2 separate regions of the Homo sapiens genome follow, and region 2 is linked to region 1. The links are chromatin loops, found by intact Hi-C in ENCODE. Cell type or tissue: OCI-LY7. All regions are shown on one strand. Each heading gives the region's core, and the rest is flanking DNA. Links, peaks and the distances in the headings are about the cores only.

The links. Peaks named below come from ENCODE experiments on the same cell type or tissue, not always from the same donor. Only the 100,000 strongest peaks of a DNase experiment are listed, where the experiment ranks them.
Region 2: it touches region 1 in a loop (7-fold over the local background); 10 of 110 quality-filtered maps call a loop at or near these places.

What each region holds. Positions count from the first base shown.
Region 1 is chr11:67,374,489-67,390,556 of GRCh38, reverse strand. LOC100130987 (a long non-coding RNA gene) reads right to left here. Exons shown (of 4, transcript NR_024469.1): 3 at 2,886-3,022. Among named protein-coding and RNA genes, the nearest start is that of CLCF1, 8.9 kb to the right of the region's middle. RefSeq lists enhancers at 9,568-9,617, 10,462-11,183. In OCI-LY7, for the core only: CTCF peaks have their summits at 7,602 and 7,808 (motif pointing right); DNase peaks (open chromatin) are centred at 7,856 and 9,106; H3K4me3 peaks cover 688 bases; H3K27ac peaks cover 1,223 bases.
Region 2 is chr11:67,088,727-67,104,794 of GRCh38, reverse strand. No RefSeq gene overlaps it. Among named protein-coding and RNA genes, the nearest start is that of KDM2A, 23 kb to the left of the region's middle. RefSeq lists enhancers at 4,265-4,384, 4,101-4,601, 4,795-4,904, 9,437-9,496 and a silencer at 9,597-9,666. In OCI-LY7, for the core only: CTCF peaks have their summits at 9,509 and 9,710 (motif pointing left); a DNase peak (open chromatin) is centred at 9,694.

The DNA.
Region 1 (16,068 bases), core at 3,400-11,399:
TACCACTTTGGGAGGCCGAGGCGGGCGGATCACGAGGTCAAGAGATCCAGACCATTCTGGCCAACATGGTGAAACCCCGTCTCTACTAAAAGTACAAAAAGTAGCCGGGCATGTTGTCACGCGCCTGTAGTCCCAGCTACTCTGGAGGCTGAGGCAGGAGAATTGCTTGAACCCGGAGGCGGAGGTTGCAGTGAGCCGAGATCGCGCCACTGCACTCTAGCCTGGCAACAGAGTGAGACTCCATCTCAAAAAAAAAAACCAGACTGTGTGCCAGGTGGGGATGCATCAGCTGGAAGGTATTCCCCTTCCCCTGGGCTTCCGGGTCCACGTGTGTAAAATGTAAGGGAGTCCTGGAGAAACTCACTGACCCCTACTCTCCCCACAGTACCAAGGCTCTGGTAGTTCTTGGAAGGGCCCAGGGCATCCCTGTATTCCTGCAGGGCCTGCCCGTGCCTTGCCCCTCAGGTCCTGTGGTAGTGCAGAAGATATATTTATCTCTGCCACCCTTGCTCTCCAGACCCACTTTCAAATGAGTTGAATTGATACATAATAATTGTACACATTTGGATACATGCATACACTTTGTTTCTCCCTCTCCTTCCCTTCTGCTCCCCTCGTCACCAGCCCTTGCCCCTTCCGTGGAGCCTTGGGGGAGGAGGTTACTCTTCCCTTCCCCTTCCCGGGGGATCCATGGAAATAGTGCCCCTGTCCCTGGGCATCCGGCTCAGTATGCTGGAGTCATCCTTGACCTCATGCTCGCCCTCACCCCTACACAGTCTTTCAGTTAAGTCCTGACCACTCTGCTTCCCAAACAGGTGGCAACTTAACAGGTGGCAACTTTGCCCTCCTCTTCCATCTCCAAGGCCTAGGCCACCATCCTCTCACCTGGATGACTGTAACAGCTCTCAGTGGTCTCCTGCCTCCACCCTGCCCCCTCCAGGCCACTCTCCATACAGCAGCAAAGTGACCCTCCTAAAATGTCCATTGTGTCATGCCTCTCCCGTGTTTGCACACTCCAGTGGTTGCCATAAAATCCAAACTCTGCCCTGAACCTGCAGGAGCCGCCGCCACCCATTTCTCCACCTGTGGCCTCCCCTTGATCACCTGCACAGCCATGCCAACCCTGTGGGCTCCCTGAACCCTCCACTTCCTTTTCCACCTGGGGATTTTAGCACATCCTTAGCTGTCCCCACCACTTGGCATCGTCTTACCCCTTCTAACGTGGCGGTGCTTCTCTTCCTCCAGGCTCAGTGCCGTCTTTTCTGCCCCCACCAGCATCCCATTACACTCTAGCTAGACCCTGTTTTAGCCACAGCACTTATCACGTTATTTCATGCGTGTGTTTGCCTGTTTAACATCTGTCTTCCTCACTAGTGTGTCTGCCTCACAAGGGCAGGAACCATGTCTGGTTTTTGGTTTTTTGTTTTTTCTGAAGACAGAGTCTTGCTCTGTCGCCCAGGCTGGAGGGCAGTGGCGCGATCTCGGCTCACTGTAACCTCCGCCTCTGGGGTTCAAGCAATTCTTGTGCCTCAGCCTCCCAAGTACCTGGGAATACAGGTGTGTGCCACCACGCCCGGCTAATTCTTGTATTTTTATTAGAGATGGGGTTTTGCCATGTTGGCCAGGCTGGTCTCAAACTCCTGACCTCAACTGATCTGCCCGTCTCAGCCTTCCAAAGTGCTGGGATTACAGGCGTGAGCCACTGCACCCGGCCTTGGCTTTGTTTTGTTTGTTCTGTTTTGTTTTGTTTGTTAAGATGGGTTCTTGCTTTGTCACCCAGGCTGGAGTGTAGTGGCACGATCATAGATCACTGCAGCCTCAACTTCCCAGGCTCAAGCGATCCTTCCACCTCAACCTCCCGAGTAACTAGGGCTACTGGCGCATGCCACTACAGCCAGCTAATTTTTTAAATGTTTGTTAGAGACAAGGTCTCCTTCTGTTGCCCAGGCTGGAGTTGAACTCCTGGGCTCAGGCGATCCTCCTGCCTTAGCCTCCCAAAGTGCTAGGATTACAGGCGTGAGCCACCACACCCAGCATCCATGTCTGTTTTGTTTGTTGCTGTATGTACCTCACACAGGGTCTGGCACTCAGTAAATAATGAATAAATAGGTGTTACATTTAAAAATGTGTAAACCAGCCGGGCGCGGCGGCTCATGCTTAATCCCAGCACTGTGGGAGACCAAGGCTGGTGGATCACTTGAGCCCAGGAGGTGGAGATTGCAGTGAGCTGAGATAGCGCCACTGCACTGCAGCCTGGGTAAGAGAGCCAGACCCTTTCTCAAAAAAAAAAAAAAAAAAAAAAAGTAGGCCGAGCGCTATGGCTCACGCCTGTAATCCCAGCACTTTGGGAGGCCGGGGCAAGTGGATCACCTGAGGCCAGGAGTTTAAGACCAGCCTGGCCGACATGGTGAAACCCCATCTCTACTAATAATACAAAAATTAGCCAGGCATGGTGGCACGTGCCTGTAATCCCAGCTACTCAGGAGGCTGAGGCAGGAGAATCGCTAGAACCTGGGAGGTGGAGGTTGCAGTGAGCCAAGATCGCGCCACTGCACTCCAGCCTGGGCAACAGAGTGAGATTCTGTCTCAAAAAATGAATGAATGAATAAATATCTGTAAACCATTCCTGTTGACAAAGGGCATGGAAAAATAAGCAAACAAACAAATAAATAAATCAGCGTGAGCCAAATGCAGCTGAGATGTCTCTAAGTCACTCTTAGCACAGTGCTGAGAGAAACATCCAACTTCCAGCCCTCCACCCACAGTCCCATCTGTCCCTGCTTGACAGTTGTCCCCATGCTCTCAGCCTCATCCTGCGCTCTGGACCCCTCCCCCACCACGTGTAAACCAGGACAGCCTTCCCACCTCTGCCTCATACTCATTACCTGAGCAGCCGCCTGGAATAAGGGTAGATGCCGAAGCTCCGTGAAGGCAAGGGAGGTGGAGGCTGTGAATCTTCACACAGTCCTGTTTCTGCCCCTGACACCTAATGGGGTTATGGGGTTCTATGACCTTGAGGACCCTAGGCAGAAGAGAAGGGACACATAAGCTTTTTTTCATATGTTTCATATCTGTCTTCTCCACTAGTGTGTCTACCTCACAAGGCCAGGAACCATGTCTGCCTTTTATATCAGCCAGGGGCAGGTGTGAGCCACTGCCCCCAGCTGACATACACTCTTTCGACTCGTATTGAGTAGTTTTCAGTCACCCTCCCACCCCCTTGCCAAAAGTCAGAACTCGTTGGAACTTTCTGAAGGGCTTAGAACAGCAAGAAGCCTAGAGCGGGAAGTCGGGAGCTGTGGTAGGATACGTCCCTGCCCCCGTGTGATTTGTGCAAATCCCTCCCTGTCTCGGCTGCTTCCTCATCTGTATGATGTGATGGTGGGGGCTGGGGAGAGTAGGAGGTACTCACTGAGGTCCCTTCCAACCTTGACATGCTGTGATCCTGAAGGGGCCCCGAGGCTCCCCTATGCCCCTCATCCACCCCAGCTTGGGGGAGAAGCTGTCCTGCCTCCCCCGACCCTCTGGCCCCTGGGCTGTGGGGCTGGAAGGTAGCTTTCCAATCTGAGCCAAGGATCCCTTCCAGGCCTGCATTTGGCATATCCAGTAACCCACTTCAGGTGCAGAAAGGGGGGCACACAGGGGGATACCAGGAGCTGGGAGCTACCAGGAACCCTGTGTGTGGGTGAGAGATAGGTACGGGAACCCCAAGAGGACCTGGGGTCTGTGCTGAAAGTCAAGGACCTGGATGCAGCTTCAGCCCTACTCAGATGGCATCAGGCCCTTGTCTGAGCCTCAGTTTTTTCCTGAATAAAATGAGGGCCATTCAATGAGATGCTCTTTCAGATTCAATGAGATGCTCTTTCAGGAGCTTTTTTTTTTTTTTTTTTTTTTTTGGAGACAGGGCCTTATTCTGTCACCTGGGCTGGAGTGCAGTGGCATGATCCTGGCTCACTGCAGCCTCAGCCTCCTGGGCTCAATGATCCTCCTACCTCAGCTTCCCGAGTAGCTGGGACTACAGGTGCATGCCACCACGCCCAGCTAATTTTTTAGCCAGGATTCTTTCAAACACCAAATTTTTAGCTGGGCATGATGGCTCATACCTGTAATCTCAGCATTTTGGGAGGCTGAGGAGGGAGGATTGCTTGAACCCAGGAGTTAGAGATGAGCCTGGGCAACATAGTGAGACCCTGTCTCTATAATGAAGAAAATAAAAAACAATTTTAAAACACCAAATTTTTGGTCTTTGGCATACCCCCATTAGCAGTGGCCTCGTATAAGCAGGTGGGCATGTAAGTATGTGTGAATGTGTTGGGGGGCAGATATGGAATGGAAGCTTGAGACCCTAATGCTCACTCATTCATTCAACATATATTCATTCAACATATCCTGGATGCACTTTTTTAACTATGGGAAAGACAGCACAGGACAAAAATCCTGGCCGGATGCGGTGGCTCACACCTGTAATCCCAGCACTTTTGGGAGGCCAGTGTGGGCAGATTGCTTGAGTCCAGGAGTTCAAGACCAGCCTAGGCAACATGGTTTCTACCAAAAATACAAAAATTAGCTAGGCATGGTGGCACATGCCTGTAGTCCCAGCTATTCAGGAGGCTGAGATGAGAGGATCCCTTGAACCTGGGAGGCAGAGGCTGCAGTGAGCTGCGATCGTACCACTGCACTCCAGCCTGGGCGACAGAGTGAAACCCTATAGTATGCAAGAACATGGTGGGTGTTATGAAAAAAAAGAAAACCCAGAGAGGGAGAGAGGAGTGTCAGGGGAGAAGGGCTTCGATTCTAACTAGCACAGCCAGGTTGGCCTCACTGAGAAGTCGCCATTTGAGCAAAGACTTGCAGGAGGCAAGGGAGTGGACAGCGCAGATGTCCGGGAAGGAGTGCTGTGGTAGAGGGAATGGCCAGTGCCAAGTCTCTGAGCAGAAGTGTGGGTGGTTGGTACCTTCTGCAGAGTCCGGTCTCCTGAGCTGGGGAGGGCGGGGGTCTAGTGGGGGAAGACTGAGATTAGCCAAAGAATCATCAAGGTAAATATGAAATTACACCTTTGAGAAGGATCAGGAATGATGATGACGTGGGCTCTGCGAATATGTCCTGGGGAAGACCTGGTCAGGAGCATGAGGGAGAGCTTCCTGGAGGATGAAACAGTCTGAGAGGGGTGAGGTTAGAGCACGGGCTGGCCAGGAAAGCACAGTTGCTGAGAAGCCATTGGTGGGGCTCATTTGCCAGGCACTGCTCTGTCCCACCATGGGATTCCCCATGCAGCCCTCCTTACAGACAAAGGAGCACAGACAGTATTACTCATGGCTGGCATTTTTCCAGATCAGGGTAACTAAAAGTCAGAAGGGGCAGAGGAGTAGAGGAGTTTAGGGTTCAGGAGTTTACTCTGGCTTGTTTTCTTCTCATCATGCACACACAGGGACTGGCATTTGTATGGTTACTGTGGGGTAACCAGGCAGGCAAGGCAGCTCTGAGCTGGCAGGGTACCTGCCCTGCTTGTAATGAGTTTGTGGCATTCCAAGTGCTGCCAGCCCCCCAGCCAAGCTCTGCCCCTGCCTTTCTTGTTCCCTGGCATTTCTCCCAGAAATCAGAATGATGTTTGGCACACAGCAGTGGTGTAATAAGTCTGTGCTGAATGACTGAAGAGTACGGAATTCAGAGAGGTTTCGGGACTTGAACCCACGATTGTCTGTTGAGGTTGAGAATGCAGTTGTGGATGCCAGCCCGTGTAGGTCTGAATCCAGCCTAGCCGCAGTCTCCATCACTTAACAAGTTGTGCAAAAATGGACAAGTTGCTTATGTTCTCCAAGCCTGTTTCCACCTCAAAGGGCTGTTGTGAGGAGTAACTTAATATTTACGCAGCTCTTAGAATCTGCTGTTAGCACTGCTGCGACTATGATTGCTGCGTCCTGCCCCTCCAGCTCGAGTCATCCTTACAGTATCCTTGGGCCGGGACTGGAGACAAAACAAACCATCAGCTTGGACAAAGCTAGGGTGAATCTACACAAGGATCCCAGGAGGAAAGTCTCGCAAGGAAACATTACAGAGAAAAGGCCTGCTGTCCAGAAACTGGCAAATATTCAGAAGACTCTTGGCCAGGCACGGTGGCTCACACCTGTAATCCCAACACTTTGAGAGGCCAAGGTAGGCAGATTGCTTGAGGTCAGGAGTTGAAGACCAGCCTGGCCAACATGGTGAAACCCCTTCTCTACTAAAAAAAAATACAAAAATTAGCCGGGCGTGGTGGCACACACCTGTAATTCCAGCTACTCAGGAGGCTGAGGCAGGAGAATCACTTTTTTTTTTTTTTTTGAGACAGAGTCTCGCTCTGTCACCCAGGCTGGAGGGCAGTGGCGCGATCTCGGCTCACTGTCAGCTCCACCTCCCGGGTTCACGCCATTCTCCTGCCTCAGCCTCCCAAGTAGCTGTGACTACAGGCGCCCACCACCACGCCCGGCAAACTTTTTGTATTTTTAGTAGAGATGGGGTTTCACTGTGTTAGCCAGGATGGTCTCGATCTCCTGACCTCATGATCCACCCGCCTCAGCCTCCCAAGGTGCTGGGATTACAGGCGTGAGCCACTGCGCCCAGCCAGGAGAATCACTTTAACCTGGAAGATGGAGGCTGCCGTGAGCAGAGATCCCTCCACTGCACTCCAGCCTGGGCAACAGGACAAGATTCCATCTCAAAAAAAAAAAGAAGACTCTTGGTTAAGGTCAGAAGAGTCAGCCCATGGGGAAGAGGCTCTGGAGAGAGGCTGCTGCTACTGCTGCCTCCAGCGGCACCACGTGCTGGCCCCATGATTCTGGGCCCTCTGTGTCCTCTGCCTTGAGAGGAGAATGTGAGCCCTTGCCTTCCTCCCAAGCTGCTGGAGCCTGGCATGAGATAATGGATGTGCCCACACTGCCAGGCACTGTGCGCAGATGAGGGACCAGGTCTTTTGAGTCTGCAGGGCTGGAGGTGGAGGGGAGATGGGATGAAATTTTTTTTTTTCAGACAGAGTCTCGCTCTGTCGCCCAGGCTGGAGTGCAGTGGCGCGATCTCGGCTCACTGTCAGCTCCGCCTCCCAGGTTCATGCCATTCTCCTGCCTGAGCCTCCCGAGTAGCTGGGACTACAGGCGCCCGCCACCATGCCCGGCTAATTTTTTGTATTTTTAGTAGAGACGGGGGTTTCATCGTGTTAGCCAGGATGGTCTCGATCTCCTGACCTCGTGATCCGCCCACCTCGGCCTCCCAAAGTGCTGGGATTACAGGCGTGAGCCACCGCGCCCGGCCAGGATGAATTTTTTTAAACCCACAGTGAGGATGGGAAGGGAGAAGTTCAGGCTTGTTCACCAAAACCTGGCACACTGGAATTACAGGCCCCCTTGGAGCGCAAGTGAGGTAAGTTTAGGACAAATAAAAGGCAGTGTGCTTCACCCAGCAGGGGAGGACGCTGATGGAACTCATTATCCCAAGATGTCGTCTCAGCTGGAAATAGAAACAGCTTCACAAAAGATTTAGATACATCCATGGATGATGGCTCCATTCATGGGTTAGAAGGGGAAGGAGGCTGTTTGAGGCCCGTCCCCCAGGGCAGGCATCAGGGAGGTGGCCCGGTCTCCCTAAGACCCCCCTTTGCACTCCTGTTAGAGGCAGGCTTCTGGCAACATGGACCCCAAGAGGCAACGTGGAGTCCCGTAAGTTAGAGCCTGACCTGTGTCCCTGGCCTTTTCCTCAACCTCCCCAATACTCAGCATCCACTGTTGGGGAGAGATAAGGTGCCACCAGCTTCAGGGAAAGCATCCCGGCTGGGCTGTCCCCTAAGAGACCAGCAGAGGGAGACAGACACCGTGTCCAGTCCCAGCTTCGGGAACAGAGACCTTGCTGATCCGCCTTGGGCAGGCCTCTGTGGGGGCAGTTTTGTGCTCATGTTGTGCGGGGTGGGACAGAAGGGGACAGAGAGGGCATCCTCCCAGGCTGAGACAGGCTTATTACTGGGGAGATGGGGGCAGGGAGGAGATTTTTAGGAACTAGGGGCAGGGTGAGGAGGAGGCTACTAATTAAGAGCCGGGTGGCTCCAGAGCCAGGCTGCCTGCCTGTGTAACTTGGAAAAGTTATATAACTCTGTGCCTCAGTTTACCCATGGTAAAATGGCAACTACAACAGCACCGGCCTCAGGAGGGCTATGTGAGATTGCGTGCTGTATTCAAATGCTTCACTGCAGTGCCAGAGAATTGGGAAGAGCTCAGTAAATGGGAGCGATAGCCTACACCGTGGGGAGATCAGAGGACTCTCCCGTCTCCTTAGAGCTCCGGAGCTTGCAAAGCCCTTTTACTTTATTATCTCATCTGGGCCTCACCGAACCCTGGAGGTTTGGTGAGGCTAAGAGGCTCACTTTTTTTTTTTTTTTTTTTTTTTTTGGAGATGGGGTCTCACTCTGTCACCCAGGCTGGAGTGCAGTGGCTCAATAGCTCACTACAGCCTTGAACTCCTGGGCTCAAGCAATCCTGTCACCTCAGCCTCCCAAGTAGGTAGGACTACAGGTGTGTGCCACCATGCCTGGCTAATTTTTTGGGGAAGTAGGGGGGGATCTTGCTATGTTGCCCAGGCAGGTCACTTATAAGTGGTAGATCTGGGCTTTCTGATGCTAAAGAATCCAGGGATCTTTCTCAAGTTCCCTGCTGAGCTGGAGGCTGGAGGAGGCCTGCTCCAGGTGCCCTTGTCTGCACTGAGCCTCCTGGCAGGCCGCCCATATCTCTAGTTGGTATTGAAGTTATCTTGCCCACTGTCCCACCAGCTCCCGAGTCCCTGGCAGGCAGGCTGTGTTTCTCTGTAGGTCCACACTGTTCAGCAAGGCATATATAGCAGGGGCTTCCAAAAGCTTTTGGGAGGTGACGGGATTCCATGGGTCTGAATGCCAGCTCCTCCCCAGCTCCTGTCCTGGTTCCAGGTCAGGTGTGGCCCCCCACTTTTTGCCACTCAAATTCTCCCTGCCGTATCTCCAAAATCTCCCGACGTCTCCCTCTTCTGACCTCTCCTTTCTCTGCATCATAGCCCTTTGTATATCTCCTTAAGTTCCTGTTTCATTTTGAAATCTTGCAACAGTCAAAGGCTAAAACGGAAATATGTACAGAGTGCTCTGTTAAGGACCACAAGGTGGGCCTCAGAAAGATGGCTGTGGGTGCTAGAAAGCGGGTGAGCCTCAAATTAGCTGGGCATGATGGTGGGTGCCTGCCTCCCAGCTACTCGGGAGACTGAGGCGGGAGAATAGCTTGAACCCGGGAGGGGGAGGTTGCATTGAGCCGAGATCACGCCACTGGACTCCAGCCTGGGTGACAGAGAGAGACTCTGTCTCAAATAAAAAAAAAAAAGAAAGTGGTTGAGCTCTTCATAGACCTAAACCACCCATGTCTTCTAGACAACCTGAAAGCCTAGGACGGGGCTGGGTCAAGACTGGTTGGTTTCTCTCATGCCTTCAGAGCTGACTGTGCCATGAGACTCCACCCTTCCCACCTCCAGCCCTCTTCAACCCACTGAAGTCCTACAAGAATCTCTTGGGGACAAAAGAGGAGAGAGATGAGACGGGTCCTTAGAGAGCACTTATAACACAAAGTGGAGAGCAGCAAGGGCCCTGGAGAGTGAAGTCTGTGGTGGGGAGCAGAGCTGGGATGACAGTGACAGGCTTCAGGAAGAAGGCAGAAGAACAAAGGGTCTAGATGAGTAGCCATGGGGAGCTCACGAGGGGCAGCTGCATTGTGGGTAGAGAGGACACCATTAGCAAAGACAGAGGGATACGGTATGAGGGGTAGGTAACAAGATTCTTTAACATTATTGGCTGGGCGAGGTGGCTCACGCCTGTAATCCCAGCACTTTGGGAGGCTGAAGCAGGCAGATTGTTTGATATCAGGAGTTTGAGACCAGCTTGAGCTACATGGCAAAACCCTGTTTCTACAAAGAAATACAAAAAAATTGGCCGGGAGTGGTGGCTCATGCCTGTAATCGCAGCACTTTGGGAGGCCAAGGCGGGCAGATCACCTGAGGTCAGAAGTTCGAGACCAGCCTGGCCAGCATGATGAAACCCTGTCTCTATTAAAAATACAAAAATTAGCAGGCGCCTGTAATCCCAGCTATTCAGGAAGGTGAGGCAGGAGAATCGCTTGAACCTGGGAGTTGGAGGTTGCAGTGAGCCGAGATCGCACCATTGCACTCCAGCCTGGGCAACAGAGCAAGACTCTGTCTCAAAAAAAAAAAAAAGAAAAAAGAAATACAAAAAATTAGACAGGCATGGTGATATCCATCTGTAGCTACTCAGGAGGCTGAGGTGGGAGGATCTCTTGAGCCTGGGAAGTCGAGGCTGCAGTGAGCCATGATTATGCCACTGCACTCCAGCCTGGACTCTGTCTCAAAAATAAATAAATAAATAAATAAAACATCATTGATTGCTTCTAAGTGCCAGCAATTTGACCTATACTCACTCAGTTGTCCCTCATTCAGTTTTACATGGAGAAAACAGAGGTGTGGAGGGTTAGAGACTTGGTGGGGGTCACACAGCTGGTGGAGGCGGAGCAGGCACTCTCCCAGTGGTGCTGGAATGGCAGGCCCGTGAGATGGGACATCCCATCACTGGGATGGCCCCAGGGAAGGCGGTGTCCATCCTTTGACCCCAGGGGCCCCTAGAGCGGGAGCCCAGACAGTCTGGAGAAAGCTGGGAGAAGCCTGACAGAGGGGAGGACAGCGGGGTAGGAGGGGAGGAGAGCTCGGGAGGAGCCGGCATGACTCAGCAGGGCAGGATAAAGATCTTCCAGCCCAGGGAGAGGCAACCCCACTTCTCTGCCAGGGGAGACGGAGTCACAGAGCCCGCGGCATGGGCTGGCCAGGGCAATGGAACATCCTGGGAGAACGGCGGGGAAAGCTCCTGGTGGGCGAGGGAGGAGTGGGGCACCTGGGGGCATCCCTTCTGCCCTGCCCTCCACACACCCGTCACTCAGACACCCTGGCAGATGAGGAGGCCGCGCCCAGCTAGGGCAGGAGAGGGACAGGCAGAAGGCCCCGTTCCTCTCAGCTTCTCTCTGGCTTCCCCGGGAAGCAGGGGGTGTTGGGGGGAGTCCTTTGGGAAGCCTGAGCTGGGTCAGGTGTGGGTGGGGACCCAGGGCAGGGTAGGGCCATTGCTGAGGTCAGAAGAGGCCCTCTGCCTCTGGGTTTCCGCTGACATCACAGCCAGCTTAGGGTGAGGCAGGGCCCTCTAGACTCCTGTCTACTGGAGGGCAAGGGAAAGTGTGTGCATACACACATAGACACACACACACACACACACACACACACCCTGCCTTTCCTTCCCTCTCCTGCCCTCGGGGGCCCCAGTGGTGCCTGCACACGCACACTGGAGGGTGTGCACACGAGGCAGTGGAAAGGAGGGCCTCCTCCTGGGGATGCCGAATCCCAGGGAATGTCCTGGGTGGGACCTCTGAACCTACCTAGGGCTCACTTTGCCCTCAGGAAGCAAAGGGAAGCCCTTGCTCTTGTTCTGCTGGCGGGGGTGGTGGTCATCTGACTCCCAGTTTAATGCTCATTCCAGGATTCCCAACTCCCTGCTAATGGAATCCAGAGCTCTAGCTGAGCCCTCCAGTGTGGGAAGACGATGTGAGGCACCTGGCCCATCTGCACATTGCCAGTTCACGTAAGGGGTCGGTGGTGGGCAGGAAACCCAGGTCTCCCTGTGCTCCAGGCCAGGACTCTCCAGGCACTGGAGGACTCTCTTTATGCCCCAAGCAACATCTGAGTGACCTGAAGAGACCAGCTGTGCCAGGCTAGATGCCTCATAGCCAGGGGCACTCAACCAAGTCCTGCTGTTGCTGAAGTCTGTTCCCAGCACCCGGACTCCTCTTTTCAAGATGTGCCTCTGGCCCTCTTCCCCAGGCTGGCACCTGCATGGTGGAGTTAAAAGAGCATGTTGCTGAAGTTGGATAGCACTGGGTTCCAGTCCTGGTTCTACCACTGCCAGGCTTGTGTGACCTCAGACAAGTGACTCTGTCTTATGAAGCCTCAGGTTCCTCATGTATAAGTAGGGAAATGATAGCTCCTGTCTCGGAGTTACTGTAAAGATGAAATAAACTAGGCCGGGTGTGGTGGCTCACGCCTGTAATCCCAGCACTTTGGGAGGCCGAGGCGGGCAGATCATGAGGTCAGGAGATCGAGACCATCCTGGCCAACACAGTGAAACCCCGTCTCTAATAAAAATACAAAAAAAAAAAAATTACCCGGGCATGGTGGCGGGCGCCTGTAGTTCCAGCTACTCGGGAGGCTGAGGCAGGAGAATGGCATGAACCCGGGAGGCGGAGCTTGCAGTGAGCTGAGATGGTGCCACTGCACTCCAGCCTGGGCGACAGAGCGAGACTCCGTCTCAAAAAAAAAAAAAAAAAACAAACATGAAATAAAATAGCCCGCGAAAGCCTTAGCACTGTGCCTGATGTGGGGAACAGCTGCGTGCGCGTAAACTATTGTTAGTATTTCAGCAAAATAAATGTCAGTGAGAAATACCAGCATCACAGCAGGCTGGAGGAGTCACTGTAGCAGGCATCTGCCTCTTCTCCCAACACGCAGGTCAGCCTCCGCCCCTCCACCCCACCCCCTAGGGCTCCTCTCTGTGTCCCCAGCACCAAAACTTAGGGAATGTTTGGTGAACAAATGAATGAATGAGTGAGTGTCCCTACTCACCTCTGTGGGTTTCTCCAACACACCTGTCAGGAGGGGGCCAGCTAGAGGCTCCCCTAGTTCAGGAACCCAGACACTCCCTGGGCCAGGGTCCCATCAGTGCTAATTGTGCAGCTGTGTGCGACATGGTGTTTTGGGTGCCTGGAGAGCCTTCCTTGGGGATGTCACCATGTGGGGAGGAAGGGTGGGACACTAGCCGGTCCCTGAGCCAACACTGACTCACCCTCCCCCCTTGGAGGGCAGCTCAGTCATCACCTGGTGCCAGCTCTGGCCCCCAGCCAGCCACACTTCTTGAGGACCTGACCTGCCACCCCCCTGTGGATGGTGAAGCCTGGAGTCTAAAAGGCCAGAGAAGGCAGCAAGCCAGTGGCCCCTCGTCAGCTCACGGACTACTCCCACCATCCCATGGAGAGGAGGGCAGAGGTGGTCAGACCCCATCATACAGAGAGGGGACAGGCTTGTCCCAAGGTCACACTGGCCAACTGGAATGGAGGTTTTCTGACTCCCAGAGTAGCTCTGTGCCTGCTGCAGGGAACACTGAGCTGTACCTGGTGCTACCTTGGCACTTTGCCTGTGGTTGCCACTGCTCTTCTAGCTCAATCCATCCACATTTCTACCCCAAAGCTCTACCTCCTCCAGGAAGTTCTCCTCCCACCATCCTCCTTGGCCCTAAATGTACCCACTGCCACCTATGGCTGATGTCAGACAGTTTAATGAGTGTCCCTAGACTGTGGAATTCTTTTCTTTTGAGAGAGGGTCTTGCTCTGTTGCCCCAGGAAACAAAGACCATGTGTAGTGGTCATAGCTCACTGCGGCCTCAAACTCCTGGGCTCAAGCAATCCTTCAGCCTCAGCCACCTGATTAGCTGGGACTATAGGCATGCGCCACCATGCTGGGCTAATTTTTAAATTTTTGGTAGAGATGGGGTCTCTATGTTGCCCAGGTTGGTCTCAAATTCCTCAAGGAATCTTCCTGCCTGGGCTTCCCAAAGCGCTGGGATTACAGATGTAAGCCCCAACTGTGACATTCCTAAAAGCAGGGATGGGTTTTCCTTGCCTTCTCTCTGTCCTTAACAGGACCTGGCAGAGACTGAGAAAGTGCCTGCACAATGTACCCCTGGAGCAGACGGAGCGCTTCTCTTTCCCATGCTTGTCTGGAGCTGGGGGGACTGGCGTCTCCTCTAAGCTGTGCCCTCCCACCAGCAACCCCAGATTGTTAGCACTGGAAGGGCCCCTAACAAGATTCTTTTTGAGAGCCACAGGGGAGCAGGAACTTTCCCAAGGTCCTGATTTCCAGCTGGAAATCAGAGGGCAGCCACCTGTCCTGCCCCATCCCACGGAAATCTTGGAGGGGCTACTCCTGCTCCGTCTTTCCTCTCTTCCTTCTTCCCCAAACCCCAGCAGCTACCCCCATTTAGGGACTTGGCAGGATAAAGGCACAGTCTTTATTCCAGCCCCCGACCCAACCCAACTGGCAACTCCCAGCCTGCTGCCTTTGCCCAGGCATGGCAGAGGGGCACTGGCAGCTTGGAGATGGAGCTGCTTTTCCCTTTGGCAGTGTGGAAGGTGGGGGAGGGGAGGGGAGAGGCTTGGCCCCCACTAGGTGAGGGGAGAGGGCAGGGAGGCAAGTCCAAGAGGCAGAGGGAGAACACAACTTTCCCAGCTTTCGGGGTCACTACATTAAGATTCAAAGACAAACTGGGGACTGGGGGGCTGTGTGTAAAGCCAATTGTCCCTGTACCCACCTGGCCTGGGTCCCTGTTTCAGAGCTGCAGCCCTCAGTTCCTGCAAACCAGTGCTTTCTGGCTGCCCCAGGTGGATGTGTGCTGGGGATGGCGTTGTCCACTCCCACCTTCTGCTTCAGTGTCTTCCTCTCCCCGCATCCGCTGCTTCCCCCTCTTCCTCCCAGCTCCCTCCTCCCCTCTTTCTCACTCCCACCCATTTGCCTCTTTGTGTCTCCTCTTTCCTTCCCAGTCTTGCCCCTTCTCTGGTCTCACCCCTCTTCTCTCGCCCCCGCCCCTTTCTTCAGCGCCCCCTCCCCTCCGCTCCCCCGACACTGGGGCTGCTTTCTCCCTGACTCAGCAAGGTGCTTTATAAGGTGCTGAGGGGCTCAGCCAAATCCAAACCACATTGTGCAGACTCCACAAGGAGCGGCTTCGAGGCGGAGGGAGAGGCTGAAGCGGCTCCCCTTCTCCCTCTCCCCTCCTTCTTGGCCCCCTCCCTCTGAAAGGGTAGCAGCTAGGGGGACCTCCTGGCTGGCCTCCGTGCCATGCACCCATGGGCATCTGCCTTCTTGACCTTGGCATGGGCATCAAGAAATCACTGGGTTCATCCATCAGGAATGTCACTGAAACTCCAGAGTCCTGGCTGGTGGGGGCAGGGAGGAGGTGCGGGGGCGGTGGGGGGGGCAGAGGTAGGCCCTGAGCACTTTTCACAAGGGTCCCTCCAGGCAGTTTTCATCAGAGCTGCTACTGAGGTCCCTCAAAGTCCCCTGCCCCCCACCCCAAGCCAGCTCTCCTTTCCCAGCCCTTTTTCTCCTTGTTTAGGAAAAAAAAAAGGAAGAAAGGACAGAGAGAGAGAGAAAAAAAAAAACCAACCCAACAACAAAGTCTGTCCCACTCCAGTGAGGTAATTGAAAACAAACTTCTTCCCCACCCCCCCCACCCCCCCACCTCAGTGCTCGCGGTACAGAGAAGGGAAGAGCTGCCCTGGGACCCAGCACTGGCCATGATCAGGATGCCTGCCCAGGCCACAGGTTGGAGGCGCTGGGGCTGGACTGGCAGAGTGCCCTCCCATTCCAGGGGCACCAGGAAGGAGTGGGAGACAAATCTCTGATGCCACTCCAGGGAGAGGCATCACCTTCCAGGTCTGGCCCACCACTGGCCTCTCCCACTTTGAAACAATAAATAAACAACAACAAAAGCAACTTATTACCCAGTGATTTAATTGGTGGTGTGGCTATAGGGCACCCAAGCCTTGGGGACCACATGACTCTCCCCCAGGAAAATCATGAAGCAGGGCAGTCCCCAGCCCTGGGTTAGAGCTGCCTCCTCTGAGCGTGTTCTCCCCGGCAGCCCTTGGAGAGGGAGGAGGGGACCCCCTCTGGGAGGGTCCAGGCATACCCCCAGGTATCCTGCCCAGCAAATCCCAACCCAGGCCTGCGGGAAGGAGGGGGAGCCCTCACCGCTAAGCCACCCCCACCTCACCACCGGAAAAACCAACAACCCGAAACCCCAAAGGAAGGAGAATGCCAGGGTCTTCATGGGGAAACATTTCACAAATGGGGACGCTCGGGCGGTCCATCGCCTTGAATCGGAGCATTCCCGCTGAGTCACCCAAGAAGCCTGTGGTGTTGAAACTGGTCCGT
Region 2 (16,068 bases), core at 5,239-13,238, 290 kb after region 1:
AAAAAAAAAAAAAAAAGAAATTGGGACAGCTTCTCTGAGCAGGTGACACAGGAGACAGGAGTTGAGATTGTTTAGCAAAAAGGAACCTCCTAGGCAGAGGGAACAGCTTGAGCAAAGACCTTCCATGGGAACGGGTGTTGGTGTACTCAAACAGCAGCAGCCGGAGCGTCTGGGGCAAAGTGGCCAAGGTGGAAAATGGTGCGAGATGAAGTCACAGAGTGGCTGGCCAAGTCACATGAGGCTTGTGGCAAGTCAGGAGTATACTCTTTTTTTTTTTTTAAAAAGGAGTCTCGCTCTGTCGCCCGGGCTGGAGTGCAGTGGCGCCATCTCGGCTCACTGCAAGCTCCGCCTCCCAGGTTCACGCCATTCTCCTGTCTCAGCCTCCTGAGTGGCTGGGACTACAGGCGCCCGCCACCACGCCCGGCTAATTTTTTGTATTTTTTAGTAAAGATGGGGTTTCACCGTGTTAGCCAGGATGGTCTCGATCTCCTGACCTCGTGATCCACCTGCCTTGGCCTCCCAAAGAGCTGGGATTACAGGCATAAGCCACTGCATCACGCCTGAATACAGGCGTGAGCCACCACACCCGGCAGGAGTGTACTCTTAAGGCAGGAGCAACCCATGGTGATCATACAAGTAGGGAAATGACGAGGTCAAGTTTATGTTTCAGAAAGAACTCTGATAAGAAAGCAGATGCTGTTGAGAAAATTAAGGTGTTTTATCTTCCCCATGTGAGAAGGACATGGCCTCAGGCAGCAAACAGGGTATGGAAAGTAGAGCTGAGAGGTATAGGAGGAGGAGCATTCGACAGGATGTGGGCACACGTTGGATGTGCGGGAGGAGGGGTCGTGCATGTCTGCCGTGTGTGTGTATTGACTGATCCGCCGTGCCATCCCCTCAAATGGGAAATACAGGAGAAGCAATGGGTCGGGCCAAGAGACACAGGATCACATTTGCACACGCTGAGTCTGAGGGGCTCTAAGACATCTGCTGCTAGCTTTATGAGGCCTGGGATGGAGGGGAGCAGCACACACTGGAGTCAGAGGTCTGGGCATCCACATGCCAGATCCAGGTTGTGGGAGGAATAAGGTGATCCATGGAAAGGGCATGGAAGGCCGGGCATGGTGGCTCCTGCCTGTAATCCAAGCACTTTGGGAGGCCGAGGCGGGCGGATCACTTGAGGTCAGGAGTTCAAGACCACCCTGGCTAACATGACGAAACCTCATCTCTACTAAAAATACAAAAATTAGCCGGCGTCATGGTGCGCTCCTGTATACCCAGCTACTCAGGAGGCTAAGGCAGAAGAATCACTTGAACCCGGAAGGCGGAGGTTGCAGTGAGCTGAGACTGAGCCACTGCACTCCAGCCTGGGCGACAGAGCGATTCTGTTTCAAAAAAAAAGAGAAAGGGGGCCGGGTGCGGTGGTTCATGTCTGTAATCCCAGCACTTTGGGAGGCCGAGGCAGGCGGATCACAAGGTCAGGAGTTTGAGGCCAGCCTGGCCAACATGGTGAAACCCCGTCTCTACTAAAAATACAAAAAAAATTAGCCGGGCGTGGTGGCGGGTACCTGTAATCACAGCTACTCTGGAGACTGAGGCAGGAGAATGGCGTGAACCCAGGAGGCGGAGCTTGCAGTGAGCCAGGATCGCACCACTGCACTCCAGCCTGGGCGACAGAGCGAGACTCTGTCTCAAAAAAAAAAAACAAAAAACAGGGACTGCGCATCAGGGAGAACTGTGCCCAGCCCCACTGTAGGTGCCCAGTAACTGCTTGAAAAATGAATGGGCATGTAAAGTAACCAGGAGAGAAAGCAGAGCCTGTGAAAGCAGCTGAGAAGGAAAGACCAGATGGGTAAGAGAGAGGCAGAGTGTAGGCGGCAGGGAGGAGAGTGCAGAGGAGAGGAGTCAGAGAGGAAGATGAAGCTGGAAGACCACCCCTGGATGCAGCCATTATGACATCACCAGGGACCTTTGATAGCTGTGTCATGAAGTTGGGGGTGGGGGAGTCGGCATGAGGTGAACAGAAGGCAAGTGTGCATCCTTTTTTTTTTTTTTAGACAGTCTCGCTCTGTCGCCAGGCTGGAGTGCGGTGGCGCGATCTTGGCTCACTGCAACCTCCGTCTCCTGGGTTCAAGTGATTCCCCTGCCTCAGCTTCCTGAGTAGCTGGGACTACAGGTGCACACCACCACACCCAGCTAGTTTTTTGTATTTTAGTAGAGACAGGGTTTCACCATGTTAGCCAGGATGGTCTCGATCTCCTACCTTGTGATCCACCTGCCTCGGCCTCCCAAAATGCTGGGATTACAGGAGTGAGCCACTGTGCCCGGCCGTGCATCCCTCTTTCAAGAGCTGGCTGTGGAAAGAAGTTCCAGCAGCGGAAGACAGGATGGGGGGGTTGTAATGGGAACATAAAGAGTTTGTGTGTGGCCTGCAAGAAGATGTCAGTAGAGATGGGGCGGGCAAGGGTGGGACTAGAAACTGCAAATAAGGGATAAGGGATAGAGCAAGAGGTGCTTGGTGCCGGAGCAGCCAGAAGAACCAGCTGGCCTGAGGTAACTTCCGTGGGGTGAGGACACGTCTTCCTCAGAACCTGGGGAGAGGCTGCCAGGGCCGTGTGCAGGTTGATCATTTTGAGGATGTGGGTGCAGGAGATTGAGAGAGTTTAGGCTTGAAAACCCCTGGAATAATCTTGGGAGTTGCTATGGTCTGAATGTGTTCCTCACAGTTTATGTGTTGGAAACAATCCTCAGTGCGACAGTTTTGGAGGTGGGGCCTAACGGGAGGTGTTTAAGTCATGAGGGCTCGGGCCCTCAGGAGTGGATTAATGTTGCTATAAAAGAGAGTGGGGGCTGGGTCCAGTGGCTCACGCCTGTAATCCTAGCACTTTGGGAGGCTGAGGTGGGTGGATCACTTGAGGTCAGCAGTTCAAGATCAGCCTGGCCAACATGGAGAAACCCCGTCTCTAATAAAAACTACAAAAATTAGCCGGGCGTGGTGGTGGGTGCCTGTAATCCCAGCTACTTGGGAGGCTGAGGCAGGAGAATCGCTTGAACCCGGGAGGGGGAGGTTGCAGTGAGCTGAGATCACACCATTGCATTCCAACATGGGTGACATAGCGAAATTCCGTCTTAAAAAAAAAAAAGAGAGAGAGCGGGTTCACTGTCTTCTGCTCTTCTGCCATCTGACAATGCAGTCTGAAGGCCCTTACCAGATGCCAGTGCCTTGATCTTGGACTTCTCAGCCTCCAGAACTATGAGAGTTCACTATGTTACCCAGACTAGTCTCAAACTCCTAGGCTCAAGGGATCTTCCCACCTCAGCCTCCTGAGTACTGGGACTACAGGCACGTGCCACTGTTCCTGGCTATAAATTTCTATTCTTTATAAATTATTTAGTCTTGCCGGGCACGGTGGCTCATGCCTGTAATCCCAGCACTTTGGGAGGCCGAGGTGGGTGGATCACAAGGTCAGGAGATCGAGACCATCCTGGCTAACATGGTGAAACCCCGTCTGTACTAAAAATACAAAAAATTAGCCGAGCATGGTGGTGGGCACCTGTAGTCCCAGCTACTCGGGAGACTGAGGCAGGAGAATGGCATGAACCTGGGAGACAGAGCTTGCAGTGAGCCGAGATCGCACCACTGCACTCGAGCCTGGGTGACAGAGCGAGACTCCCTCTCAAAAAAAAAAATAAATAAATAATCTAGTCTCAGCTATTTTGTTATAGCAGCACAAAGGGACTGAGGCAGGGGTGGATAAGGTGACCCCTTTCTCTCTGAGAGAAGCCAGATCTTACTATGACATATATATTTTTTTGAGATAGGGTCTCGCTCTGTTGACCAGGCTGAAATGCAGAGGCGTGATCATGGCTCACTGCAGCCTCAAACTCCCGGGCTGAAGTGATCCTCCCACCTCAGCCTCCCAAAGTGCTGGGATTACAGGCATGACCGGGTGTGGTGGCTCATGCCTGTAATCCCAGCACTTTGGGAGGCTGAGGCAGGTGGGTCACCTGAGGTCAGGAGTTCAAGACCAGCCTGGCCAACATGGCAAAACCTGGTCTGTATCTAAAAATGCAAAAGATTAGCCAGCAGTGGTGGTGCGTGCCTGTAGTCCCAGCTACTTTGGAGGCTGAGGCAGGAGAATAGGTTGAACCAGGGAGGTGGAGGTTGCAGTGGGCTGAGATCACGCCACTGCACTCCAGCCTGGGTGACAGAGTGAGACTCTCTCAAAACAAAACAAAGTGCTGGGATTACAGGCATGAACCAGCATGCCTGGCCTTCTTTTTTTCTTTTTTTCTTTCCTTTTTTAAACTTACTACTTTCTGTCTACAGTCTTCTACCCCACAGAAGTGGAGAGAGAAGTGGGTGGATTCGGGAAGCATCATGAAAGCTCACAGGAAACCAACTTCCTGTGACCACCAGTTATGCCAGAGGGTCAGTGAGAACCAAGGCAGGTCCAGGCACTGCGCACAGGTGCCCTACACAGGAAGGAGAGCGTAGAGTCCTAAACAGGCCACAGTGGCCCAGGCTAACAAACAAGAGTTTCTCCCTCCTGCAGGCTCACCCTCTGCCCCTCTCCCCTACCCCTGCCTTTGGGCTTCCTGCAAGGCCTAGTCCTCAACCCTCTGCTCTTCTCTCTCTTGAGGCTTTCATTTATTCTCAGAACTTCAGATGTCTTCTCTGCGGGTTTGTCCCTGTGGCTGCTACGGCCCTGAACTTTCCCCACCACCTGGCCAGTGACTTCTCTGTTGGAGATTCCCCTGCACCCTCCTGTGTGAAATGAGGTCTATGCTGTCCTCCCCTTCAAACAGGCATTGGATACACTCTCTCCTCCCTGCCGCCTCCTCTGCCTCCAAACACATGCACAGGCCTTCCCTGCTGCACTCTGTGAATTCCCACAGCCCTGAAAATCCATTCACCCAGCTTGGCAATTACTGCATGCTCGCTTGCGTTTGATTTTTTTCTGAGACAGAGTCTCGCTCTGTCGCCCAAGCTAGAGTGCAATGACAGGATCTCAGCTCACTGCAACCTCCACCTCCCGGGTTCAAGCAATTTTCTTGCCTCAGCCTCCTGAGTAGCTGGGATTACAGGCCTGCGCCACCACACCTGGCTAATTTTGTATTTTTAGTAGAGACGGGGTTTCACCATGTTGGTCAGGCTGGTCTCAATCTCCTGACCTCAGGTGATCCGCCCACCTTGGCCTCCCAAAGTGCTGGGATTATAGGCGTGAGCCACCACGCCTGGCCTCACTTCTGTGAGTGTGTCTGGTTCTCTCTCCAGTGGAGTAAGCTTCCTACAGAATGGGCTTGCTGTGTGCCTGTTTCCTCCACCATGTCTGGAATCAGGCCCCGAAAATAGTTTTCCTCATTCACTAAATGCTTGCGAAGGGTAACAGGAGAGGGGCCCCTGGTGTAGTGGCCGATGTTGGGGGCGGGGAGACAGGCAAGAGGGTTTGCCAGGAAAGAGGTGGAATTTGTAAAAGTAACTATTGGAGGAGTACATTGCAGGCACATAAAGTATTTGCATCTGAGCAAAGACTCAAATGGGAGTGAAATTATTGGAGGAGGAAGACATTGAGTCACTGCCAGGAAGGCCCAGCTGGTAGGGGTGGAGTTGGAGGAAGAAGAGGTAGAGGATACCCCGGGGAGAAAGAGCTGGTGGCAAGTTTAGAGCCCAGGATGGGACAAGGTTGATCACTGACAGCCACTAAAGATGGGAGAAACAGCTTGGCAGCCAGCACTGGGCACATGGCAGGCAGTTAGTTGCTGGAGGCCAGATACCCAGAGGGAGGAGGTGGTAATGGGCAGTGGTGATAGCGACTAGAGTGAGACAGTGACAGAAGAATGGGAAGAGGCATCCAAGTGGGTCAGAGAAAAGGAGCAGTGTGAAGTGTGGCAGAGGACATGGGGTGTGGAGGGTGGTGGCAAACTTGTAGTCTAAGCTTTGCCTTATGGTTGGGAGAAGAATAATAAAGGCCGAGGTACATTTGCATTTCTTGGTGGTTCCTATCCAACTCCATTCAGTGAGGTTGTTCCTACAGGTACCCAGTCTCCCTTGGAGATGCCCCATGGGTGGTACTGGGGAGAATAGAGACATCTTCCCTCTCCTGACCGGGTGCAGCCGGGTCAAATTCGGTTTGACCCAGCAGACCTCCTTTTTTAGGTTGCTGACTCCCAAGCAGGTGGCCTGAGGAAGTGGAGAAAGATGGACATCATTCCCATCTGGCTTCCTGCCCATCCCAAACCTGGTCCTCCAGCCCCCAATCAATTCTTCTTCTTCCTTTTTTTTTTTTGTTATTGAGATGACGTTTTGCTCTATTTTTTTTTTTTTTTTGAGACGGAGTCTGGCTCTGTTGCCCAGGCTAGAGTGCAGTGGTGCGATCTCAGCTCACTGCAAGCTCCACTCCCGGGTTCAAGCGATTCTCTTGCCTCAGCCTCCCAAGTAGCTGGGACTACAGGCGCCCGCCACCAGGCCCGGCTAATTTTTTGCATTTTTAGTAGAGATGGGGTTTCACCGTGTTAGCCAGGATGGTCTCGATTTCCTGACCTCATGATCCACCCGCCTTGGCCTCCCAAAGTGCTGGGATTACAGACGTGAGCCACTGTGCCCGGCCCCGTTTTGCTCTTGTTGCCCAGGCTGGAGTGCAGTGGCGTGACCTCGGCTCACTTCAACCTCTGCCTCCTGGGTTCAAGTGATTCTCCTGCCTCAGCCTCCCAAGTAGCTGGGATTACAGGCGTCTGCCACCATACCTGGCAAATTTTTTGTATTTTTAGTAGAGACAGGGTTTCACCATGTCAGCCGGGCTGGTCTCAAACTCCTGATCTCAGGTGATCCACCCACTTCGACCTCCCAAAGTGCTGAGATTACAGGCATGAGCCACCACGCCCAGCTGCCCCCAATCAATTCTGAGAGCCACCTTCACCCTGACAGATAAACACATAGACACACACTCCAAAAGGCTGGGATTACAGGCATGAGCCCCTGCGCCCTGCCCAGACCCTGTTCTTAATGTAAGCAAGTGAGTGTGTCTTTGTTTTTTTGTAGGTTTTTTGTTTGTTTTGTTTTTGTTTTTTGGAGACAGTCTCACTCTGTCACCCAGGCTGGAGTGCAGTGGTGTGATCTCTGCTCACTGCAACCTCTGACTCCCAGGTTCAAGCAATTCTCCCTGTCTCAGCCTCCCAAGTAGGTGGGATTACAGGCACCCACCACCATGCCCGCCTAATGTTTGTATTTTCAGTAGACACGAGGTTTCGCCATGTTGGCCAGGCTGGTCTCGAACTCATGACCTCAGGTGATCAATCCTCCTCAGCCTCCCAAAGTGCTGGGATTACAGGTGTGAGCCACTGTGCCTTACTTCGAATTCACCCAGAAGCAAACCTTGAGGCAAGGATTCAAGTGCAAGAAGTTTATTTGGGAAATGGTCCTAGGAAATACTGACAGAGGAGTGGAAAGTAAGACAAGGGAGGGAAGAGAACCAACGAAGGGTGCATCGTCGAGCAAGTCACTGCAGTGGCTGCTGGTGCTGCCTGGCTGGACACCTCTGGGAGACAGTGTAGAAGGGGACTCCACATTTTCCTTATCCACCCGCTGCCACCTGCCATTGGTTGTGGGCTGCTTCCAGAGGCTGTTGGCTCCCTGGCACACTCACTGCCCCATGTGTGTGCAGAGTCAGTGGCCTGAGCAACCCCTGGTCAGAGACACAGAATCGGGACTGCCAACGGCCCGTGGTAGGCACCACATCCAGAGCTACAGAGGGCAATGGAGAGTTCTGGAGAGTTCTTTGGATGCTCTGAGAGAACTAGGGTAGGGTATGGTGGGCACCAGAAAAAAAAAAAAAGTTCAGTTTGAGAGAATGTCAGACTTAGTGACATCCTTTACCAAGGCTTTCTAGGGATCATGGGCATTGAGTTTGAACTTGCAGATGTGGGAAGGAAAGCCCGCTGGAAACAAAAACCTCCTGTGCCACATCCCACTGCAAGAGCCAGCCTGCTGGGAGGCAGCCTGCTGGGCTCTAAGGCAGAGTTGGGAGGGCAGGAGGCAGGTGAGTGGAGGTCCCTGGTAGCAGTGTCTCCCGGCCTCCCTGCTCCCATGGGGCCCCTGCAGCCACCAGCCTGGCTCCACCCAAAGCCAAAGATGCCCCTTATTTATTATTATTATTATTATTATTATTATTATTATTATTATTGACACAGTCTCGCTCTGTCACCCCAGGCTGGAGTGCAGTGGTATGATCTCCGCTTACTGCAAACTCAGCCTCCTGGGTTCAAGTGATTCTCCTGCCTCAGCCTCCCGAGTAGCTGGGATTACAAGTGCCTGCCACGACCCCTGGCTAATTTTTGTATTTGTAGTAGAGACAGGGTTTTGCCATGTTGGCCAGGCTGGTCTTGAACTCCTGACCTCAGGTGATCTGCTCGCCTCGGCTTCCCAAAGTGCCAGGATTATAGGCATGAGCCACCACGCCCGGCCAATGTGCCCTTTCTTTTTCTTTTGCTTTCTTTTTTTTGAGACGGACTTTCGCTCTTGTTGCCCAGGCTGGAGTGCAATGGCGTGATCTTGGCTCACTGCAATATTTGCCTCCTGGGTTCAAGCGATTCTCCTGCCTCAGCCTCCCGCGTAGCTGGGATTACAGGCATATGCCACCACACCCAGCTAATTTTGTATTTTTAGTAGAGGTGGGGTTTCGCCATGTTGGTCAGGCTGGTCTCAAACTCCCGACAGGTGATCCGCCTACCTTGGCTTGGCTTCCCAAAATGTTGGGATTATAGGCATGAGCCACCACGCCTGGACTTCCTTTTTTTTTTAGAGAAAGGGTCTCGTTTTTTCACCCAGACTGGAGTGCAGTGGCGTGACCATAGCTCACTGTAGCCTCAAACTTTTGGGCTCAGGTGATCCTCTTGCCTCAGCCTCGAGGAGCTGGGACTACAGGTGCACTTCAGAGAGAGAGCCCCAGCCAGGGGCTAAGGTACCTTTCCTTTAACCTCCTCACAGGTCACACCTATATGGGCCAGGACCTTGCAGAGGTTGCAGCTAAGAAGCAGGGGCCAGAGGGTGGCCTGCTGCAGGAAGGCGGCTACCTAGTTACTGATCCCTAGTTACTCACGGGGGTGAGGGTCCCATTCTCCCCTGAACCCCCAGCAGTGTCCCCTGCAGTGTGAGCACTTCTCCGGAGAGGACAGTTTCTGCCCCAGTACTCACGCTGCAACTGACTAGCAGCTTCAGGGGACAGGGCAGGGAGAGGGGCAGGGTCGACCCTTGCTGCTTAGGTGAGAGGTCTTCATCCTGAACCCTGCTTGTCTTCACCCTGAGCGGGTGCTGGAGCATCATCCATCCAGAGAGGTCTGCAGGTCCCTCCAGCCCATCCTGCACATCCCACCACTGCTCTCACTCCTGCTCCAGGATCAGCCCAGCTGTGAAAATTCTCCAGTGTCCCCTCACCTGGCTCAGCCCTAAATCTTTCCCTCACTTCCACCACAATCCTAGCATCCCAAGCCCCATGCATAGCTGACCACAGACCACTGCCTTGTGAGCCTGGACTGGAGCAAACTTCAGCTAGAGGCACAGGGAAGGTCAGGTTTTGGGCACATGTAGGGGAGCAGTGGCCCTTCCAGCTGGTGGACAGCTGTTCCTGGTGTCCCTGCAGGTGCCTGGGCCTCTAGCATGCTGGCCTGGCAATCCTACCCCACCCCACCCCCGCCCCCTGGCGGGCTTTTAATACCTGGCATAATCTCTTCTGCTGATGCAGCTGGTTTTAAGGTGGGAAGAGGGGCCAGTGAACTTGGAGAAGCTTGGGAGCTGCTCTGCCTGCAGCCCAGAGACCCAGGACGGGTGGGCAAAGGAAACTTGAGCGAACAGGCACCAGGTGGGAAAAATGCGTGAGCAAATCTATTTTTTTTTTTTTTCTGAGACAGAGTCTCCCTGTGTCACCCAGGCTGGAGTGCAGTGGCGTGATCTCTGCTCACTGCAAGCTCCGCCTCCCAGGTTCAGGCCATTCTCCTGCCTCAGCCTCCCAAATAGCTGGGACTACAGGCACCTGCAACCACGCCCGGCTAATTTTTTTGTATTTTTAGTAGAGACGGGGTTTCACCATGTTAGCCAGGATGCTCTTGATCTCCTGACCTCGTGATCCGCCTGCCTCGGCCTCCCAAAGTGCTGGGATTACAGGCATGAGCCATCGCGCCTGGTCTGCATGAGCAAATCTAAAGCTATCAGGGGCTTTCTTTCTTTCTTTCCTTCTTTCCTTCTTTTCCTTCCTTCCTGCCTTCCTTCCTTCCTTCCTCCCTCCCTCCCTTCCTCTTTCTCTCTCTTTTCATTCGTTCTTTCTCTCTCTTTCCCTTCCTTCCTTTTCCCTCTCTCTCCCTCCTTCCTTTTCTCCCTCCCTTCTCCCCTCCCTCCCTCCCTCCCTTCTTTTTTTTTTTTTTTTTGAGACGGAGTCTCGCTCTGTTGCCCAGGCTGGAGTGCAGTGGCGTGTCTCGGCTCACTGCAAGCTCCGCCTCCTGGGTTCACGCCATTCTCCTGTCTCAGCCTCCCAAGTAGCTGGGACTACAGGTGCTGGCCACCATGCCTGGCTAATTTTTTGTATTTTTAGTAGAGATGGGGTTTCACCATGTTAGCCAGGATGGTCTCAATCTCCTGACCTCGTGATCTGCCCACCTTGGCCTCCCAAAGTGCTGGGATTACAGGTGTGAGCCACCACGCCTGGCTTTTTTTTTTTTTTTGAGACAGAGTCTTGCTCTGTTGCCCAGGCTGGAGGGCAGTGGCACGATCTCTGGTCACTGCAACCTCCACCTCCTGGGTTCAAGCGATTCTCCTGCCTCAGCCTCCCTAGTAGGTGGGAGCACACCCCACCATGCTCCACTAATTTTTGTATTTTTAGTAGAGACGGGGTTTCACCATGTTGGCCAGGCTGGTCTCAAACTCCTGACCTCAAGCAATCCGCCCGCCTCAGCCTCCCAAAGTGCTGGGATTACAGGCGTGAGCCACCGTGCCCGGCTTGGCTGTTTGCATTTCTATTGTCAGCTGCCAGCTGAGGTTTGTTTAAACCTCAGGAGGTATCCCCTGGTTCAAGTGGGTTACTGCTCCACCCAGGACTAGAATTTCACAAGTAGGTGTGCGTTGCACCCATCCTATAGGTCTTGCCTGGAATTGGGGCAGTTCACATCTTACGCTGCACACATGCATTTACTGAGCAGTGCTCTGCACTGAGGGAGGCAGATGGGTTGCTATTGGGTCTCTGGGACCTACCCTCAGCCAGTATGCCATCTAGGTACCAGTAGGGGCAGCCCTCAGGTGGCCCACCCAGCCAGGTCCTACTCTTGGGATTTCACCTGACTACTACTGTAATTTCTGGTGGCTACTTTGATTTTTCTTTTTTTGAGACGGAGTCTCACTCTATTGCCAGGCTAGAGTGCTGTGGCACGATCTCAGCTCACTGCAACCTCTGACTCCCTGGTTCAAGCGATTGTCCTGCCTCAGCCTCCCGAGTAGCTGGGACTACTGGCGCATGTCACCACGCCCAGCGAATTTTTTTGTATTTTTAGTAAAGATGGGGTTTCACCATGTTGGCCAGGATGGTCTCAATCTCCTGACCTTGTGATCCACCCGCCTTGGCATCCTAAAGTGCTGGGATCACGGGCCTGAGCCACTGCGCCTGGCCTGATTTTTTAAATAACCATTCTACTTTAGAACAGTTCTAGATTTGCAGGAAAAGTATGTTTCTATATAGCCCTGCACCAAGTTTCCCCTATTATTAATATCTCAGATTACTGTGGTACGTGTGTTACAAGTAATGATACATGGCTGGGCGTGGTGGCTCACGCCTGTAATCCCAGCACTTTGGGAGGCCAAGGCGGGCAAATCACTTGAGGTCAGGAGTTCCAGACCAGCCTGGCCAACATGGTGAAACTCTATCTCTACTAAAAATATAAAAAATTAGCCAGTCACGGTGGCGCACGCCTATAATCCCAGCTACTCAAGAGGCTGAAGCAGGCTGGACACGGTGGCTCACGCCTGTAATCCTAGCACTTTGGGAGGCCAAGGCCGGCGGATCACGAGGTCAGGAGATCGAGACCATCCTGGCTAATATGGTGAAACATCCTCTCTACTAAAAATACAAAAAATTAGCTGGGCGTGGTGGTGGGCGCCTGTAGTCCCAGCTACTCGGGAGGCTGAGGCAGGAGAATGGCATGAACCCGGGAGGCAGAGCTTGCAATGCCACTGCACTCCAGCCTGGGTGACAGAGCAAGACTCCGTCTCAAAGGCAAAAAAAAAAAAAGAGAGGCTGAGGCAGGAGAACCTCTTGAACCTGGGAGGTGGAGCTTGCCATGAGCCGAAATTGCACCACTGCACTCCAGCCTGGGCGAAAGAGTGAGACTCTGTCTCAAAAACAAACAAATAAACAAAGAAAAAGGAAAAACAAGTAATGATACATACAATATTGACACATTATTTTTAATTAAAGATCATACTTTACAAACTAACACAGGAACAGAAAACCAAACATCGCATGTTCTCACTCCTAAGTGGGAGTTGAACAATGAGAACACATGGACACAGGGAGGGGAACATCCCACACCGGAGCCTGTCGGGGAGTGGGGGACAAGGGGAGGGAGAGCATTAGGACAAATATCTTTTTTTTTTTTTTGAGATGGAGTTTCACTCTCGTAACCCAGGCTGGAGTGCAATGGTGTGATCTTGGCTCACTGCAACCACTGCCTCCCAGGATCAAGCGATTCTCCTGCCTCAGCCTCCCGAGTAGCTGGGATTACAGGCATGCACCACCACCTCCGGCTAATTTTGTATTTTTAGTGGAGACAGGGTTTCTCCATGTTGGTCAGGGTAGTTTCGAACTCCCAACCTCAAGTGATCCGCCTGCCTCGGCCTCCCAAAGTGCTGGGATTACAGGTGTGAGCCACCACGCCTGGCTTAGGACAAGTATCTAATGCATGCGGGGCTTAAAACCTTGTTGATAGGCGCAGCAAACTACCATGGCACATGTATACTTACGTAACAAACCTGCACGTTCTGCACATGTATCCCAGAACCTAAAGTAAACAAAACAAAACAAAAGAATACTTTATTCTGATTTCCTTAGTTTTTGTTTGTTTTGTTTTTTTGAGACGGAGTTTTGCTCTTGTTGCCCAGTCTGGAGTAAAATGGCACAACCTTAGCTCACTGCATCCTCTGCCTCCCAGGTTCAAGGATTCTCCTGCCTCAACCTCCCAAGTAGCTGGGATTACAGGCATGTGCCACCATGTCCAGCTAATTTTTGTATTTTTAGTAGAGACGGGGTTTCTCTATGTTGGCCAGGCTGGTCTCGAACTCCCAACCTCAGGTGATCCTCCCGCCTCGGCCTCCCAAAGTGCAGGGATTACAGGCGTGAACCACTGTGCCCAGCTTGATTTCCTTAGTTTTTTTTTTTTGTTTTTTTGAGACGGAGTCTTGCTCTGTTGCCCCGGCTGGAGTGTAGTGGTGCGATCTCAGTTCACTGTAAGCTCCGCCTCCCGTGTTCATGCCATTCTCCTGCCTCAGCCTCCCGAGTAGCTGGGACTACAGGTGCCTGCTGCCACGCCCTGCTAATTTTTTGTATTTTTAGTACAGACAGCGTTTCACTGTGTTAGCCAGGATGGTCTTGATCTCCTGACCTCAGGTGATCCGCCCGCCTCGGCCTCCCAAAGTGCTGGGATTACAGGCGTGAGCCACTGCGCCCGGCCTGATTTCCTTAGTTTTAATCTAATGTCCTTTTCTGTGCCAGAATCCCATTCAGGACACCACATCGATGGCATTGAGTTGTCATGTCTCCTTAGGTTTCTCTTGGCTGTGATGGTGTCTCAGACTCTCCTGGTTGTTGTTTTTTGAGACATGGTCTGAGGCTGGAGTGCAATGGTGCGATCACGGCTCACTGTAGCGTTAACCTCCTGGCTCAGGCAGTCCTCCCACCTCAGCCTCCTGGGACTGAGGTTTGAGCTACAATACCAGGCTAATTTTGTTTGTAGAGACAGGGTCTCACCACATTGCAGAGACTGCTGGTCTTGAACTCCTGTCCTCAAGCAGTCTTCCCACTTCGGCCTCCCAAAGTTCTGGGATTATAGGCATCAGTCACTGCTCCTGGCCTTTTCCTTGTTTTTGATAACCTTGACAGTTTTGAGGACTGGTCAGATTTGTACAATGCCCCTTAATTGGATCTGTCTGGTATTTTTCTCATTATTAGACAAGGATTGTGGGATTTTAGGAGGAAGATCACAGAGGTAAATTGCTTTGGTTAACTTATCTTTTTTTTTTTTTTTTTGAGTCTTGCTCTGTCACCCAGGCTGGAGTGCAGTGGTGCGATCTTGGCTCACTGCAAGCTCCGCCTCTCAGGTTCACGCCATTCTCCTGCCTCAGCCTCCTGAGTAGCTGGGACTACAGGCGCCTGCCACCACGCCTGGCTAATTTTTCTTTTCTTTTCTTTTTTTTTTTTGTATTTTTAGTAGAGACAGGGTTTCACCGTGTTAGCCAGGATGGTCATGATCTCCTGACCTCATGATCCGCCCGCCTGGGCCTCCCACAGTGCTGGGATTATAGGCATGAGCCACTGCAGCCGGCAACTTTTCTTTTTTATTTTATTTATTTATTTATTTTTTTTTTGAGATGGAGTCTTGCTCTGTCACCCAGGCTGGAGTGCAGTGGCATGATCTTGGCTCACTGCAAGCTCCACCTCCTGGGTTCATGACATTCTCCTGCCTCAGCCTCCCCAGCAGCTGGGACTACAGGCGCCCACCACCATGCCCGGCTAATTTTTTTGTATTTTTAGTAGAGACGGGGTTTCTCCATGTTAGCCAGGATGGTCTCGATCTCCTGACCTCATGATCTGCCCTCCTCGGCCTCCCAAAGTGCGGGGATTACAGGCCTGAGCCACCGCGCCGCCCGGCCAAGTTTTCTTTTTTTTAAAAAAATTATTATTATTTTTTGGGATGGAGTCTCACTCTGTCATCCAGGCCGGAGTGCAGTGGCTTAGTCTTGGCTCACTGCAACCTCCGCCTCCCGGGTTCAAGCAATTCTCCTGCCTCAGTCTCCTGAGTAGCTGGGATTACAGGTGCCCACCACCATGCCCAGCTAATTTTTCGTATTTTTAGTAGAGACAGGGTTTCACCATGTTGGCCAGGCTAGTCTCAAACTCCTGACCTCAGGTGATCCACCCACCTCAGCCTCCCAGAATGCTGGGTTACAGGCATAAGCCACTATGCCTGGCCCTGGTTACCTTTTCATATAAAAATCAAGTTGTCGGCCGGGTGCGGTGGCTCACGCCTGTAATCCTAGCACTCTGGGAGGCCGAGGCAGGCAGATCACGAAGTCAGGAGTTCGATACCAGCCTGACCAACGTCGTGAAACCTTCTTTCTACTAAAAATACAAAAATTAGCTGGGCATGGTGGCTAACCCCTGTAATCCCAGCTACTCGGGAGGGTGAGACAGGAGAATTGCTTGAACCCGGGAGGCGGAGGTTGCAGTGAGCCAAGATCAAGCCACTGCACTCCAGCCTGGGTGACAGAGCGAGACACTGTCTTGGAGGAAAAAAAAAATACCCAGCTTGGCGGGCGTGGTGGCTCATGCCTCTAATCCCAGCACCTTGGGAGGCCGAGGTGGGTGGAGAAACCCCATCTCTACTAAAAATACAAACATTAGCCAGTGTGGTGGTGCATGCCTGTTATCTCAGCTAGTCCAGAGCTGATGCAAGAGAATCGCTTGAGCCCGGGAGGCGGAGGTTGCAGTGAGCTGAGATCCCGCCACTGCACTCCAGCCTGGGTTACAGAGCAAGAATCCATCTCAAAAAACAAAACAAAAGAAAAACAACAAAAAACAACCAGCTTATTGGGGTTTGTTTTGTTTTTGTTGTTGTTTTAGACGAAGTTTCGCTCTTGTTGCCCAGGCTGGAGCGCGATGGCGCGATCTCCGCTTATGGCAACCACTGCCTCCCAGGTTCAAGTGATTTTCCTAATTATGGCCACTGGGTTGGCCATAATGATCTGATCTTGATCAGACAATGAATCAATGTATCTAAAACCAGGGGTGTCATTGGAAAATTCAGTAAGTTTTT